2 separate regions of the Homo sapiens genome follow, and region 2 is linked to region 1. Evidence: chromatin loops called from intact Hi-C (ENCODE). Cell type or tissue: dorsolateral prefrontal cortex. All regions are shown on one strand. Each heading gives the region's core, and the rest is flanking DNA. Links, peaks and the distances in the headings are about the cores only.

The links. Hi-C counts contacts between places; a loop is a spot of excess contacts. Peaks named below come from ENCODE experiments on the same cell type or tissue, not always from the same donor. Only the 100,000 strongest peaks of a DNase experiment are listed, where the experiment ranks them.
Region 2: it touches region 1 in a loop (4-fold over the local background); 2 of 110 quality-filtered maps call a loop at or near these places.

Annotation. Positions count from the first base shown.
Region 1 is chr18:55,020,812-55,029,991 of GRCh38, forward strand. No RefSeq gene overlaps it. Among named protein-coding and RNA genes, the nearest start is that of LINC03035, 60 kb to the right of the region's middle. In dorsolateral prefrontal cortex, for the core only: no CTCF peak of the experiment used is centred there; no DNase peak of the experiment used is centred there.
Region 2 is chr18:55,079,719-55,088,898 of GRCh38, forward strand. It overlaps LINC03035 (long intergenic non-protein coding RNA 3035), which reads right to left and starts at 5,874. Exons shown (of 2, transcript XR_935478.3): 1 at 5,103-5,874. In dorsolateral prefrontal cortex, for the core only: no CTCF peak of the experiment used is centred there; no DNase peak of the experiment used is centred there.

The sequences.
Region 1 (9,180 bases), core at 400-8,399:
CATGTATATATACATATATATATATGTATATATATGTGTGTGTGTATGTGTGTGTGTGTATGTATACATATATATGAAGCTGGGTGTGGTGGTGGGTACCTGTAATCCCAGCTACTCAGGAGGCTGAGGCAAGAGAATCACTTGAACCCAGGAGGCAGACGTGGCAGTGAGCCACGATCACACCACTGCACTCCAGCCTGGGCAACGGAGTGAGCCTCCATCTCAAAAAAATAGAATAAAATATAAATATAAATAAATAAAAAGTCCCAGGGCAATATTGAATAAATGCCTTGTTTCCTCTTGGCCTATTTCTCAGTTACAACTGGAGGCATTCGAAAACACCTCGTGTCCTACCTCCCTCCCACTTCACATTTTCTGTTTGCTTATTATGCTCCATTCACTGTTCCAAGGCATATGTGACTCCTGATTTATTTATTCCTCACAATAACTCCACAAGAATGCTATGATTCTTGCTCCAGTTTGCGATGAGAACACCAAGGCACAGAGTAGTTCATGAAATTCACCCAAAGACACAGAAGCAGTAAGTGAAAGAGCCTGGATCTGGGCCCAAGAAGTCTGGTTCTAGAATCAAAACCTTTCAAGTGGGTTACCTAGAACCTCCCTATCTAGGCTAATACCTAGAACCTGGGTTCTTTGCTATCATCTGTACATGTTATGGCAGCTCGATGTTTCAAAGCATTTCAAGGACTTTGTTAAAGCACACTAAGGACCTTGTTTGTGTCATTTTTGTCTTGTCTTCACCCACAGACCATTCCCTGATAATGAAAAGAGGAGAAAACCGTGAATAGGGAAAGGATTCAGTGGAAAATGTACAGTTTCCAGAGATGGTTTTCAGCAATTCCTTCTATTCCTCTACACTCATGTTGTTCTTGCCATCAAGAGGTAGAGCCGGCCAGGTGCGGTGGCTCACTTGTTTACTTCATATTTGTTGAATTGGTAAATTGGCTGTTACTGGAAATGCAAAAAAAAAAAAAAAAAAAATATATATATATATATATATATATATATATATATATATATATATATATATATATATAAAAAATAAGCTTCTCCAGAGCAATTTTGTTTGGTATTAAACTTTAATCATGTAACATCAAGAGAGTTTATGATGAAGAAAACACATTTTAAAAAAAAGGTTAATTTTTCAGTGTTGGTACTTTACGATTAGGTATAAGAAATGTTACAGAATTTGTGCTTATATTTTGATGAGAAGTCTTTGTTTTTGGCCTAAATCCCAGCACTTTGGGAGGCCGAAGCGGGTGGATCACTTGAGGCCAGGAATTTGAGACCAGCCTAGCCAACATGGTGAAACCCTGTCTCTACTAAAAATACAAAAAATTAGCTGGGTGTGTTGGTGCATGCCTGTAATTCTAGCTACTTGGGAGCCTGAGACATGAGAATTGCTTGAACCCAGGAGGCAGAGGTTGCAGTGAGCTGAGATTGCACTCCAACTTGGGTGACAGAGTGAAACTCTGTCTCAAAAAAAAAAAAAAAGAATTAGAGCCTACCCCTCATGCACACACGCAGAAGAAAAGCCCACCTGACCCACAGAATGGAAGGAATAAAATGGTTGTGTTAGGCTACTGCGTTTTGGAGTGGATTCTTATTCAGCAAGAGAAATGGGATAGAGAAGGGTAGCAGGACAGCCTTCTCTGGCTCCTTAATCCCTATCAAGCCAAGTTCATTTCAGCTTCCTATTTTCTTTGTAGCTTCTACCTGGAATTCTTCCCTCTCTTTGCTCAGTCCACTTCTACGTCTCTGTTCCCCAGCTTCAAGACCTGGATATGTTTCCCATCCCCTGTGATGTCTTCCTCAACATCCCCAGGCCAGAGGGATCTTCCTCTCCTCTGAATTTTTCTCCATGTATTGCCTTTCTGATGCAGATTTATAATTTACTGTTTTATTGCAAGTAAATTAATCCCAGATAAATTATACTCATGCAATTTTTATTCTCAGTCTCCATCTGGTCAGGCTGGAGAGAAACTTAAACTAAGTCATTCTGGGTTTGCCCTCTGCCTGGGTTGTGCCACAGTCAGGGTCTTAGGCAGTGCTAAGTCATTAAGTGGGATACCTCTGATTACTGGGCATTGCTCTTCACCTTACTCCTGAGAATTCTGCTGTTTCTATTCCCTCATATGTTGACATTCTGGTGATTCTCTGCTGTTTGGGGACCTGAAAACCTGGCTAGATCCTATCTCACAGATGTGCATAAAGTCAGTCCTTTCTAGCACATTGCTCTCTGCCAACTAGGGGACTGCCAGGGGACAGGGCTCTCAGCAGCAAGCCTGCCAGGACTCCTAGACACTGTTATCTGCTTCTTACAATTTCTTGTCTAGGGAAAAGTTTCAATCCATGTCTCTGTCTATTTCTTACCACAGTGGCAAGGAAGGGGACAGTGCCTATGCATGCTGACCACCTCCCACCCCAAGCATCTGGCATTGACTCTCTGCTTTTCAGCCTCAGTTCTTTCTCCTAAAGTGAGGGGAGCTTCCTTAACACAAGCACTGAAGTGGCAAGGCAGGAGGAAGGTTTGAATACAAATGGCCATGGATGAAGGGCCCAAACTCTCAAACATAAAAGGGCCATTTCTGAGGTGCAGCCTGTATGGCCCTTCAAAGAGGCCCAAGCAGGACTGAGCCCTGGTTGTCTTCAGTGGTATCCAGATAACTAATGTATCATTTCCCCTTCCTCCCTGTCTGAATCTCTCTACTCTTACATTCCTGCTTCCTGGGATCACATCCTAAGTTCCATGCATCTTGGTCCTTGTCTCAGGCTTTACTTCCAAGGGAACTGAAAGTAAGACTGTTTCCCATCCCTCTTGAATCTTCCAAACTCTCCCTTCCATTCCATTGCCTGCTCAAAGCCATCAATTTATCTACAGACCTAGACCGGTGATGCTATATCATGGGCAATTCTGCCACCCCTAGGTGACATTTGGCAATATCTGGAGACATTTTTGGTGGCCACAACTGGAGGACGGTGCTAGTGGCGTCTACTGGGAAGAGGCCAGGGATGCCGCTAAATCTCCCACCTTGCATAGGACAGCTCCCTACAACCAAGAGGGCCTCAAATCCAGCCCCACAGGGCCCCACAGGACAGCTCCCTACAACCAAGAGGGCCTCCAATCCAGCCCCACAGGACAGCTCCCTACAACCAAGAGGGCCTCCAATCCAGCCCCACAGGACAGCCCCCTACAACCAAGAGGGCCTCCAATCCAGCCCCACAGGACAGCTCCCTACAACCAAGAGGGCCTCAAATCCAGCCCCACATGCCAGTAGTGCCCCAATTAGGAAATTCTGGTATAAATATTTAGAGATGAGAAACAGGAAGTGTTGGAGGCTACTGCTTCTTTTCATCAGTCACATGCCTTTTTACAAGTTAAGATTCTCAGGTTTCAGCTTAGATCTCCTTCCTGAATCAGAACCTTTGAAGAGGACTTGAGAATCTGTGTATTTTTCTTAAACTCAGGTGATTTTGATGGATCCAGGGTGGCGCCAAGGCATACACTAGCATTTGGGGTCTAGTCCCCTTGATGTGTCCTGGGAAGACCAGCTTCCTTATTATTACAGAATGTTCTAGAAACATACTAACTCGCAAACAAAAGTTTATCATGTGGGCCCACTAGATGCTGGTATGAAATACCCTGTGACAAACAGAGACATGAGGAAAGAAGATGTGTTTTACATGTGAGCAGGGGGCTACAGAGTTGCAGGCAGGGGCTCAATAAAACTTGGAAACCCCCACCCAAACCTTTGTCCAGAGACTCAGAGAAAAAGTGACTCTGCTTTGCACTAAAAAACTGATAGGACCAAGGGGCACTGGGTGTGAAGCATCCCTGTCAATTCTCACAAATATTTTGGAGATGAATCACAAATATTAGTACTTTCAGGGGTTCAGTGACAAGGGCTGGCAGGGTTCAGAGCATTAAGATTTGATGAATTATGTTAAACATGACTAATATTGTCCTCACTCAGTGTTTAAGCCTGCAAAGTGTGGATAGTGCATTTTCTCTATTCATTTTTGTTTAGCTATACATTTTCCCCAGTTAACCTGGAAATGTTCTCAGTCTATGCTACATATCCTTGTTTTTCAATCCCCTGAAAGCTCCTACACAATGTTGGATTCATGGGCTTCTGTTGAATTGATTTTCTGGTTGGAAAAGAGCCAAGATAACTATCTAGTGACATTTCCAAGAATTCTGGATTAATATCAATAGTACTCTCCATCAAAAATGTACTCAGACTACCTGATGTCTAACATAACTTACATTCCTTTTTTTGAACTGACTAGCTTTTGCAGACTTGATACAGGTAAGCTTTAAAATAGTTTGTCAAGAAACATTTATATGTGGATTAATTGACTGATGTACAACCTTTTCCATATATCTTGAATATTGACCTGTTGTTTTGCTTAAAGCAAATTCAGCAAAGAATTGTTTTGTTTGATTTTGAGGTTTGATCCTTGCCTGATCAATGGCTGAGATTTCATCTTTGAATTTTAGGCTCCTGGACATCAATGAATAACCTAACAACCTTGGGAATAAGCAAGCATGAGGAATTGAGGAATATGGCCCAAAAGTTGAGAGTAAGACTCAGAGTCAACCCACCCATCTCCAAGTATAGATGTGCAATTTACCATCAGATTATGGGAACTCAGAGGTAAGTTACTTAACTGCTCTGTGTCTACTTTCCTCATCCAGAAGGCAGGAATTGCAGGTTGTGATGATTAATTGGGTAAATGCGTGTAGCAGCTTTAGGACAAACCCTGGCACAAGGTGAGTGTTCAGTCCACAGTAGCTGCTACTACTAGGATTATTTTAATGCCCAGGTCTGATAATGAATTTATCTGCATTCTAACATAAAATTTCTTACAGCCTTCCCATCACTGTTGGTAATCTCTCATTTCTAATAATTTTGGTAGAAGATTTTGAGCATTCACATATATAATTTTTCTTTGCCAGTAAAACCCTTCTCCTTCATCTTCTTCACCCAGCTATCTCTAATTCACTCATTGATTCATTCATACATTCAATCCTTCCATAAATATCTGCTAATTATGTCAGGCTCAGGGTTTGGTTCAAGGACTATAATGGGAACAAAATAACCCAAATATGACCTCTTTTCTCATGTAACTTATCAAGTAAATGGGATGGGGTGGAGGAAAAATCAAACAATTATAGAAATAAATGTGCCATGAAAAGTGTTGTGTATCATAATGAGTGTGCGTAATGATACTTGACTAATCCAGTGAGTTCAGAGAAGACTTCCATTGAGAAGCAACGTATAGACAAGATTCAAAGGATAAGTAAAAGGTTGCTAGGCAAATCAGGGAAGGAAGAGCATGCCAAGTAGAAGAACCAGCATGTGCAAGGGTCTTGCAGCTAATCTTTTGACTCTCAACTCAAAAGTCACTTCCCTGGTGAGACCTCCCTTTTCCACCACTGCCCCTCCAGACAGGGTCAGTGTTCCTCTTTGCATTTCCTTCTCAACAGTTTGTAATCCCATATTTACTTATTTTTGTCCCTACCAGATTATAAGCTTTATGGAAGCATAGGACATGGACATGTTTGCATTATATCCCAACATCAAGCCCGTGCTTGGCCTATGGCTGGTGCCCCATGAATATTTGTTATATTCATTGTGCCTTCCTTCAGGGATAGTTCATGACTTACTGATTGGTTTTCTTTAAGCCTATTGTGCCTGTCCTGGTAGTAAATCAAGATTATTCAATTATCCAGATCGTGTAAAATCTCTTCCTTTTGTAATACCCTCCAACTCATTTGGGGTATAGAGATTCTCCAAGTGCCTGTTATTACAGAGTACAAAACAGCCATAAATCATATGATTGAATAGATTATAATTTAATGGATGAGTTAAGATTAATTTAAAAAACCAAAGAATTGTAGATTTTTCAGAGCCAGAAAGGGCCTTGAAGTTCATTTAGCACTCATTTTATAAATTATCAAAAGATCGGGACAGGACAGGCCTTTCCACTCCACCAGCCATTTCCAAGATATGCCCTTCAAAGAAGCTTCCAAAGGCATTTACCAAAGGCATATAGGGTAACTTGATTAATAGAAGACCTAGTTCTCCAACCCTTTCCTTTGTTGTGAACAATGTTTTTATCCTAGCTGTTACGTGTCCATTTGGATCTTAATGGGAAGGAGCATTTTTTGTTCCTAAACTGCTTCCTTGAACTGGTTACAGTTATTCCAACTCAGTAGCAGGAGGGACTAGGACAATAAATAGGTGCCTTAACACCTGCAAAAGTTCTGGAAGCCTTCACATGTCACATCCTTTATCCAGAATCTGAACTGATAGGTTGGGATGGATGTGTTGTAGAAGCCCAATATCCCTGCATTACAAATAAAGCATTAAGACTGCCTATTCAAGGATAAAGAAAGGACTAGACAATATTAACCCAGAGAATAATGGCCTTGGAACACATTTGCACCTTTCTAACAATTTCCCAGCTTGCTCCACATGCTATTCAGTAGTCAAGCTGCCAAACAGACGTTTTGTCCTTCTAAAGATGGTCTCATTCCTTGAAGTTTCAGTTTTTGTAATTTGGCTGATTGGAGAACTTGGCTGAGCAAAGCATCATCAGAGATGATTTCTCTTGTTGTGAATTCAAAAGGCTTCAGCACACAGCACAAATGATCCATTAGCGTCCATTGTCTGGAGTTCAGGAAAACACCTTCTGCAGCATTGTGCAGTAATGTGTATGGCTTTTTTCTTTCTCTTTCTTCTTCTTCTATGAGGAAAGCACGCCTCCTAACATATAGGACGACTTGTTTTTCAGTATGTGAGCAGTTTATGTATGATTAAAGTTGGGGAAAACTGTCACTCTTCAAAAATTTTCAAAGAATTTTGACAAAATGGCAGGAACAAGTTTCAAACAGACTGAGAAAAGCTGCAGTACTTCTGAGTTTATCAGGAAAATGTACATGTTACATAGAGGGAAGAAACAACTAAGTATTTACTGTGCATGGTAAAATATTTTCAGGTGAGCAAAGTAGAATAAAACATTGCCTTTATCTTCTTCCAGCTTACATTTCTATTGTAAAAACAGAACTTAAAATAATACATTACCAGAAAAAAAAACAGTAAGCCAAAAGAACTTTGAAAAAGAACAAAATTGGAGGACAAACAGTATCTGACTTCAAGACTTATAAAGTTATAGTAATCAAAACAGTATGACCATTGGTGTAAAGCTAAACAAATAGATTGATGAAATAGAATAGAGTCCACAGATAGATATGTGCATATATGATGTATGGACAACTGATTTTTGACAAAGATGCAAAAGCAAGCAGTGGAGAAAGGGTAGTCTTTTCAACAGCTGATGCCAGAACAAATGGATTTCTAGCAGCAAAAAACCAACAAACCACAAAACAAAGAAACAACTTTGATCCATGGGTAGCACCAATATAAAAAGCAATTCAATCTAGTTATTGGAGGCTGGTAAGGGTCTAAGGGAGGGGAGTCTAGGGAGAGGTAGGTTAACAGTTACAAAACTATGGCTGGATAGGAGGAATAAGTTCTAGGGCTCTGTAGCACTGTAGGGTGAATATAGTTAACAATAATTTATTGTATATTTTCAAAACACTGGAAGAGAGAATTTTGAATGCTCACAGCACACAGAAATGATAAATTTTGGAGGTGATAGATATGCTCATTACTCTGATTTGATCATTACATATTGTATACATATATCAAATATCATATCACTCTGTATCCCATAAATGTGTACAGTTATTACTTGTCAACTAAAGATAAAAGGAAAAAAAAAACTCAAAAGGTATCATAGACCTAATATGATAAAACTTTGGAAATAAAAAGTAGGAAGAAATCTTTGTGACCTTGGATTAGGCAATATATCTTATATTCAATGCTAAAAGCATCAAATTGATAAATGAGACTTCATCAAAATGTAAGACTTCTGTTCTTCAAAAATCATTGTTAAATATATGAAAAGACAAATCACAAAGTAGGAGAAAATATTGCAAAATTTTGCAAATTATATCTGTAGAAGAACTTGTATCCAAAATAGAATTTTCAAAATTCAATAAAACAACTACAAGCCGCCTATTTTTTTAATGAGCAAAACATTTGTGCTGACTTTTTGGAAGATACCCAGATGGCAAATAAGCACATCAAAAGATACTTGACATCATTTGTCATTAAGAAATGCAAGTTAAAACCACAACAAGATACAACTACATCTGCTTTTCTGGCTGAGATTTAAGAAACTGACCACTCTAAGTGTTAATGAGAATGTGGAAAAACTGGAATTCTCAAACACTGCTTGTGGGAACATAAAATAGGACAACCATTTTGCAAAACAGTTTGGCCATTTCTTAAAAAGTTAAACTTATACTTACCATATGATTCAGCTATTTCATTCTTAGGCATTTATGCAAGACAGATGAATGTCTATGTCCATGTGAAGACCTGTACATACTGTTCAGAGCAGCTTTATTTGTAATAGCCCCAAATCTGGAAACAACCTAATGTCCACCAACAGGAGAATTAATAAACAAATTATGGTACCGTATATCCAGACAACAAAATACTACGCAGGAATAAAGAGAAATAAACCCAACAATATGGATGGATGCCAAATAATTATGGTGGTAAATAAAGGCATACAAAAGATAATACATCTTTTAATTCCATTTATAAAGTCCTAGTACATGTAAACTAATCTGTAGTGATAAAAAGCATATTAGTGGTTGCTTGAGGAGGAGGTGCAAGGAGAGGCACAAGAAAATTTTTTGGCTTTAAGAATGAAATGTTCATTATCTTGATTGTGGTGATGGTTTCATGGGTATAAAGATATGTCAAAACATCGAATTGTAAACTTTAAATATTTGCAACTTATTATATGTTAATTTTACCTTATTAAAGCTGTTAAAACAAAAACAGTACACGATAAAGTTGGGAAATATTGATTCAGGGAATATGCATTGTGGGAATTCTTATGGGATCAATATACAGTAAAGTCAATAGGAAAGGTTTTCCAGAGGAAGGGAGACCTGGCACAAACCTGAACAAATGAGAAGAAATTTTAGAACAGATCAGTTCACTTAAGAGTGTTTGAGCAAGAAAATTTGGAACAAGAACTGAGTAGAAATTTGCACAGAATGTTCTGGAAGAA
Region 2 (9,180 bases), core at 682-8,681, 59 kb after region 1:
CTAAGAAGGCACGACAGCCACCATTCCTGCACCCAGAACAAACTCATGAAGGGGCTGAGTGCTGCTCTTCTGAGAGCTGATACGGCAATTCCTCCACCCCAGGTGGTTGTCAGCTGGGAGGAGGCATCGCCAACAGCCTGCTTCGTGTTTAATTTGGCCAGCTCTGTAACACATCTCTTACTTCTAGCTATTTGTCTTAAAGGAATGGATAGGCGCTTCCACATCAAGCCACAAAAAAATTCGTCTCTAGTCATTACGTATTTATTTTTAGGCCTTTTGAAGTGAACTCTCTTCTCCATCAGATGCCCCTAACTAGTCGGAAACTGGGTCCCTGCCTGCACTCTGTGAATTCCTTCCGGAGCACTCCTTTTGGTTGCTTCCAAGCAGAGCTGAGGGAGGCGCCTGGGCAGTAAGACAAACAGACCTGGGTGGGCTCCAAGCCCTCTGGCAGCGCTCTCCCAGCCTCCCTGCTTTCTGAGCTATCACAAACTCTTCCAAAATCATCCCAGCCTGCTGTCATAACACAGACCCAGCTCGCTACTCACTCAAAAGTACAGCATCTAGACATGCTTCGTGCAGCCCAGAGAATCCCTAGCAGCCAGGAGAACCACATGGGATATTCTTACATCTCACTCCTGACTTTGGGCCAGAACGTGCCTATATTAATATTTCAATTACTACATGCAGTTATCCTACTGCACATCTATAGCTATGCCCAGGGCAGAGAGTGTTTGACCTATAAACCTAGTTCATGGGTTCCCATTCACATTTCTAAGCCAGACTCTCTTAATTTTGAATTTGAGAGCGTTCAATAGGGAACAGGGCCAAAGTTTATCTTTCAGATCCTACCTAAAACTTTAGTAATACAAATTGATAATGCCAACAAGATGTAAACTGTTTGGATTCATTTCTTAAGATTTTCGAAACAAAGTACCATATACTGGGTGACTTAAAACAACAGAAATTTAGTCTCTCACAGATCTAGAGACTGAAAGTCCAAAATCAAGGTGACGGTAGGGCCGTGCTCCCTCTCAACTGGAGTGGGGAAGACTTCCTTGCCTCCCTCACTTCTGGTGGTGGCTGTAGAGCCTCAGTGTTCCTTGGCTGGAAGCTGCACTGCTCCAGTCTCTGCTTTGCTATCACATGGCATGCCCCACTCTCTGTTTCTGGGCCCAAATTTCCCTCTTCTTATAAGGACACCAGTTATATTGAATTAGGGCACACCCTAATGGCCTATCTTAACTCAATTACATTTACAAAGATCCTACTTCCAAATAAGATTATATTTATAGGTACTAGGGTTTAAGACTTAATACATCCATTGGGTGGACACAATTCAACCCATAACACTATTTGTCAGTAAGAAGATGATCACTTCCAAAAACACACATTTAAATACTGACAGTAGGCATGCAAACTAAAAACAACTGGGCTCAGATGACCCCAATGGCTTCCTGTTATCTACATAATATAGACATAGCAGTGTCTATGCACCTCATCATTCTCATCTTCTGGATCTAGCTGATGTGAAATCTTATCATTTTTGTGAGCACCTATTAGGCTTTTCTACCTCTGAGACCCATTCCTTGGAAGGTATTTTTGTTTTTGTTTTTGTTTTTCTGTTTTGTTTTCACACACCAACATCTTTTGAGATCTCATTCAAATAATATTTCTCAGCTCACACCTGTAATCCTAGCACTTTGGGAGGTTGAGGCAGGTGGATTGCCTGAGTTCAGGAGTTCAAGACTGAACTGGCCAACATGGTGAAACCCTGTCTCTACTTAAAATAGAAAAATAAACAAATAAATAAGTTAGCCAGGCAAGGTGGTGCACATCTGTAGTCCCAACTACTCAGGAGACTGAGGCACAAGAATCCCTTGAACCCAGGAGGCGGAGGTTGCAGTGAGCCAAGATCACATCACTGCACTCTAGCCTGAGTGACAGAGCAAGACTCTGTCTCAAAAAAAAAAAAAAAAAGAAAGAAAGAAAGAAAGAAAGAAAAGAAATAGTATTTCAGCTTAAGCAGTTAGAGTGTCTTTACGTATGCTGAACCTCAGTTATCCAGGTATTACTATAGAGCACAACCCAAAATAAGAAGGGGAAAAGACCATTTAGTAAAAACCACTCTAGGTATTAAAAAAAACCCTCCATTTTTATGAGCTGTTCTAATAAGTTTGGGCAATTGGTTTTCTATATCTCAACAAAATGAAAGAATCAAATTTAAAAAGGCCATGGTGATGTTGGAACAAATGGATATCCATATGTGGAAAAAAAAATGAACCTCAAACTACAACCTTTACATCTCATACAGAAATTAACTCAAAATAGATCATAGATCTAAATGTAAAACATGAAATTATAAACATTTTAGGAGAAAACATAAAAGAAAATTTTTATGGTATTGGCTTAAGCAAAAAGTTCTTAGCTACAACACCAAAATCACCATCTATAAAAGAGGAAATTGAGAAACTGGACTTCCACAAAATTAAAACCATTTGCTCTGCAAAGGATAATGTATAGAGAATGAGAAGAGAGGCTTTAGACTGAGGGAAAATATTTGCAAATCATACATCCAACAAAGGACTTATATGCAGAATATATAAAGAACACTTAAAACTCAACAATAAATAAGCCACCTATTTTTTAAAATGGGCAAATAATTTGAAGAGACACTTCACCAAAGAAGATACATGGTTGGCAAATAAGCACTTGAAAAGATACTCAACATCATTACTCATTGGGGAAAATGAAAATTCAAACCACAGTGAAATATTCCACCACACCCATTAGAATGGCTAAAATTTTAAAGTACTCCCAACACCAAGTGATGCTGAAGATGATCTCTCATATATTGCTGGTGAAAATGTGAAATGGGGGCCAGGCATGGTGGCTCACGCCTGTAATCCCAGCACTTTGGAAGGCCAAGGTGGGTGGATCACTTGAGGTTAGGAGTTCGAGACCAGCTTGGCCAACATGGTAAAACCCTGTCTCTACTAAAAATACAAAAATTGGCTGGGCATGGTGGTGCATGCCTGTAGTTCTAGCTACTGGGGAGGCTGAGGTGGGAGAATCACTTGAACCCGGGAGGCGGATGTTGCAGTGAACCGAGATCATGCCACTGTGCTCCAGTCTGGGCAACAGAGTGAGACTCTGTCTCAAAAAAAAAAAAAAAAGAAAAAGAAAAAGAAAAAAGAAAATGTAAAATGGCATAGAAGCTCTAGAAAACAATTCCTTAAAAAGTTAAAGCATACATGCATTTACCAGGTGACCCAGCAAGCATACTCCTGGGTATTATTCTACAGAAATGCAAAACTTCACATAAAAACCTACACAAATAGCAACTCTATGTATAATTACCCAAACTAGAAATAACCCAGATGTCCTTCAGTGGAGAATGATAAGCAAAGTATTGTATATCCCTGTAATGGAATACTACTCAGTAGTAAAAAGGAATGACTTCTTTATATATACAACGATGTGTATAAATCTCCAAAGGCATCATGCTAAGTGACAGGAGTCAGTCTCAAAAAGTTACATACCGTGTGATTCCATTGATATGACATCCTCTAAAAGACAAAATTGTAGTGACCGAGAAGAGTTCTGAGAGTGTCAGAGTTTAGGGGGAGGGGGAGGGTGTGACTTCAAAGGGATGGTACAAGGGATATTTTCGGCAGCGATGGAACTGCTCAGAGTCCTGACAGTGGCAGTGGTTGCCCAACTCTACACACATCTTAAAATTTATAGGCTTGTATACCCCAAAAAGTCAATTTTGTGTATGCTATTTTAACAAATAAAATTTTAGGAAACTGCACTGAGCAGCTAGAGATATGACTTTCCTGGTGGTTGTTGATAGCTGATAGGCTAAATGAGAAAGAGGATACTACAGCCATCCTGGACTGCAAAGTGAAAAATTAAGCAGCCCAACACATCCCCACAATCCTGTGGTCATCCTTGCATTCCCGCACAGTGAAGACATGCTGCATGCTAATTCAGTAGTAATGGTAGCTACATTGTTTCAGCATGGAATTTTTATTTTCTGAAAAATAAATGTATGTATGTGTGCATGTGTATGTTTCAGGATTTCATTGATTCACTTATGTGCCTTTAGAGCCAGAATTTCCATAGGACAATTTGTGACAATAGATCCTTAGGCCAAGATGTCAAGGTACTAACTCAGTGTGATTTATACCACCAATCTGGGAGAAAGGAAGTCATAAGCCAAAGAAAACTCTAGGTCAGAGGCAGGAGACTCTGGTCACCTGAATTGATTGCATGGACTCAAGGGTGAAGCACACAAAAGGCTGTAAGAAAAGTGTCCCAAATGGGAGCACATGAAACCAGAGGATGTGCAGCCATGGCCAGAGTCAGTCCTGGAGCAACTCTTTCCTTCTTCCCTGAGCCACCTGGTTTGCTCTCACTAGACTGACAATGGGATTGGTTTTGTTTTTGTTTTTTGATTTTTTAATAAATGGCAGTCTCCTGCCAGACTGGCCTGGAGGAACACAGTAAATGTTTTTTTTAGCCAATTTCTATGCCAAATGACTAATATTAATATTTTTAACTCATAATAGGATACACTTCATTTCTTGACAAAACTACTTATGAGGAATAGCTCAGTTACTGAGAAAGCCAGATAATTGATATGTTTCTGTCTCTGCCTTGTCATTTCTATAATGGCAGGATAATGAAGTATTATTTAGCTTAACACAATCACTTGAGCTTCTCTATGGTCTTGGAAGGAATAGACACAAGCTAGGAACCTTTTTAAAGTATAATCAGTTTCTTATACAAGATTATATAAATAAAAAGTGGAATTAATTTAAATGACAAGTGACCCATTATTTATCTTCATTATGTCCTAGGACTGGTGGTTCCATGGAAATGAGTCAACCAAGAACATTTCGTTATTATAGAGACTGAGAGAATTTAGAGTAGATCTATATAAAATAATCTTTTAAATAAGATTAGGGTTAAAGTGCATTATGAAGCTTTATATATTTCATAAGACAGTAAAACTCAGTTAAGTGGGAGAAAAAAATAAAAGTAAATAACATTTAATAGGACAAGGATAGTAAGTCAGAGTGGACTTTTCATTGACTCACATGAGGTCTCTGTTTCAACTCCACCATCTGGCATTTTGCATTTGTCTCTCTGCAACATACTTTCTAAAGGAGTGGACTGATTTTTAACCAAATTCAATACCCTCCCTAAGGAAGAGTAATGAGATACAACTCCAATCCCTTTTGCAGCTCAGTTCTTTTCTTGCAACAGCTGATAAAATCCTGTAAAACAATCTTATAAAGAAATTGTACCAATTTGTTTTGCAAATAACTGCTTAATATTAATATTAACAATATTAATATGTGTGTGAAATATTATGTGTATGACTGTGGCTTATTTGCAAATTAGGTTTACTACTGTATCTGTGAACTGGGAATCTCACTTGGAGTAAGTACATTCTGTATTTTAGCAGCCCTTTCCACATGATTAGGGACAAATCTGTTGAAACAAACAAAGAAATAACAACTTTAAAACTTGCCAGACAATTGGAGGAATGTAGATTTCAGCTATGGGACAGGATTCCCAAAGGGTTAGTGATTTCTCCATAACTAGATGATTCTTTATAACTAATGGTTGGGAGAACTAGTGAAAATTAAAGCAGAAAAAGTGAGTTGTACCTATTGGAAAATCAGAGTTTCAAGAAGATAAATAAATGAATGAAAGTACTGGTGATTAATCTATACCAACAACAATGAAGCAATTGATAATGAAACATTTCAGGCTCTTTAACCAAGTTATCAAATAAAATCCTTCTCCAAGAGGTCCATTAGTTAGGATGCAGCCTTCATGTGGTCCAGTGGGATTGTTGAGTGGGAGCATAACTTGTGTTCTCTACAGAGATAGAAATAGTTACACTTTTCAGGTCCAGGGTCATAGCAAAGGAAAGAAATAGTCATCAAACATGTCTTCAAAATGAATGTAAATTCCAGGAAGTGTAAGCTACAAATTGTGAGGCATGAAATTGCAAAGGGAAAGTTACTGCAAGGGAAGAAAGGTGTTGATTGTTCGAGACTATAAACTGCGGTGCAGTCATGTTAATTAGGGGTTTCCACTAAATTTTCTGGGTTATTTTGAAAATGTGCAAATGTGGCACAGTATACCAGTTTGATCTTTTAAACTGAATCCTAGAATTAGAATAGTAAACCCAGTGAACATAATGCATCTGAATTTAATAAAACACCCAAAAGTAAAGTGTTTCCCTAAGATGTGATTCGAAGAATTGGATTGAACTGGGTGGGATGGAGGCCAGTCACAGAAGTGGAACTTTGGCCAGCGGTCCACATGCAGTGGGGAATGTAACCACCCACTGTGAGGAAGTGGGGAACAGCAGAATAGGGTGAAGGGCTGTTTACACCCAAATATTCAGGAGTGGTTTTGAAAGGTTCCAAAAGTATATATATGTAAAATAATTACCCATAGAATGCAAAATGGGAACAGAAAGCTGTTAGTTCCTTAGGGATGGCAACAAATTTACACATTCCTTCTGGACAGGGCTATGGAAAAGATGCAAATTCTATATTTTAACTTAATCTATCCTTAGCCACATCACCCCAGTTCTGTATTCTTTGAGTGCTTCCAACAGCCTATCTTATTATTTATACTTTGAACCATGCCAGTTTACATTTAATATTATTATCTCATATGTATTGAGTGCTTACACATACAGGGCATTTTAAACTTATTTAATACTTACTATAGCACTATGAACTAGGGATTATTATACTTAACTGGTTGAGGAACAGGGGCTTCAAGACATGAACTGTCCACAATCACACAACAGGTACTACTCAAACCCCAGCAGTCAGCCTCCAGAGGCAAGACCCTTACCCAAAACTTCCCCTCATTCTATTATCTCATTATTCCATGTATCTAGTGTTTTTTTTAACATTTAGATAGTAGTAAAATTGTTATCTATCTTGTCCCTGTCCTCTTTCATGTAGGACAAGCCACAGATATTTCAAAAGAACCCTCAGGCAGAATGTATTCTCTTATTAAATGAATGTGAGGGATCTGCCTGCTCTTGAAACCAAGTTCTGGGGTAAGGGGGAGGAAGCAGGCTTGAAGAAGCACCTAACGCTTTCTTAAGCACTGTTGGACTCATCTGTGAAGGGCAAATACCTTCCAGGGATATTGGAAATCCTGTGGGCGTGAAGGGCCGAAAGAGCCAAAGAGGGGATGTGGGCTTAAAAGAGCCTTTGGAATAAAGCTCTTCTCTTCAATAAAACCAACATGACATAAATTGGTTCTTTGGATCAAACTTCAAAATGGAGCATTCAGCAATGTCTCTGATCTTTGTAACATGTTTGAGTTTTCAGCTGTCACTCCGTGTTCAGCTGCTGAGGTCTCCAAATGTGATTGGGTTTTTGCCAGAAAATAATTGTGCAGGTCCATTCATAGCTTCTTTCCAAGTGAGCTCTCTGTTCACAGGAGAGGCATGTTGTTTCTAAATAAAGTCTCCATCTTATTAAATTCTTTAGCCTATGGTTGTTGGTTTTGGGAGGGTTCTTTTTCCTAAGTGGAAAAAAAAAAAACAAAAAACAAAAAAACTCAAGATTTCTAATTCCTAGAAAAAAAATCCTTGCTCCTGACTATCCAGGATTCTGTGCCCATGTTTTCTAGTTGAGACCATGAGGGGAGTTGAAAACCCCCAGATGAGGCTGTTAGCTATAATAGCATTGAATACCTTATTGGCTTTAAATTACTTTTGGAACCAGCTCTAATCAACTTTCCGAGGATAGGCTTTCCTATATTCCTGAAGTTTAAGAACATGTTATTTTACCTAATTTAAGCAAGAATCCCATAAAAGCCAATATGGCAATATGCTCTCCAAATGGTTTATTGACCTCAGCAACTTTGGGATTATCTACATGTTCCAAGAGCCAATAAAATACTGAATAGAGAATATTAAGGTAAACTGATTAGAGAGACAGTGAAATTTTCTTCTACACCCCAAATTATTTCTTTTACAAGTCAACTCCAGAATGTATGAACAGAGATTTATTTCTTCAAAGAAAAAGAATTTTCTAAGTGCAGCTCCCCCCAGGAGGGATTAAAAGGCTTTTAATTGTTATTAATAATAACTTAATGTGAACGAATTGTGGGCAATGGAGAAAGTTCGCGTAGGAAAGAAAAAGAGAAAAGATCCTAATGCATTTCCCTAGCAGTTACGGCAGAGTAGATTATAGGTCTCTTGGAAGATGTGTTTAAGTGGTATTTAAGATGAGAGATAGTAAAAGGTACCACTAAAGGAAAAGCACCAGTAAAATAGGCAATTTGCCTATTGCACAATTTTAGGTCACTCTTCAAACAAGACCATTGGTGTCATTCACTTAACTACCAGGAAGCCTGTATACGTCTACAGTTTCAGTGATGACAACTGCAGAATTTGAAAGTGACCAAAGAAGTTAGGCTATATTTGCTGGTTAATTTGCAAATACTTGAGTGCCCTGCAACACCACAAATTCTAAAGGTGAGTCACAGAGGCTCTGAAGTCAAATCTTGAATAGCCTTGCAATTGCCCATGCAGTGCCAGGCTGGAGTTTCTCCACTAATCAAGGGAGTTGAATGGGAACAGAGCACACTAACGTTTGGCCAAGGTACAAGCATGTTTACTTTATGATTTTATCCACCTCATAGAAAACCTTCCTGAATTTATAAAGGACAGACAGAAGAATTACTGGTAATATCTTCCCTTCCTCATAAATCCATGGATAATCTCCAATTCTATTTTCTTTGGGATGGAGTTCCTGGGTCAAGGGTAATGAATGCAATTAAGGAAATATTCCAACTTCTGAAGCATCCGGAAGAAATAAAAAAGAGCTGAAGAGTCATTTGTTGATTATGTATTTTCTATTTCAATCTTTCTCACATATCCGCCTCTTAGCTCACTCCCTGCCGTTTTAGTGTGGTTATCAAAAGCAGAGTTTGCAGGATTCAAGCCCAGCCAAAGCAAACAGACCAAAAATTTAGGAAATGATTTATCTTAATCCAAGGGTGGTAATCCAATTTATTTGACTCAAGTGCTTTAAATTTCATCAGCTAAACCAGCAGCATTAGAGTTTGTCAAAATGATATTTAGTGAAAGCAGTCCCTGCAGTGTTGGCCACTTGTGAACAGAAT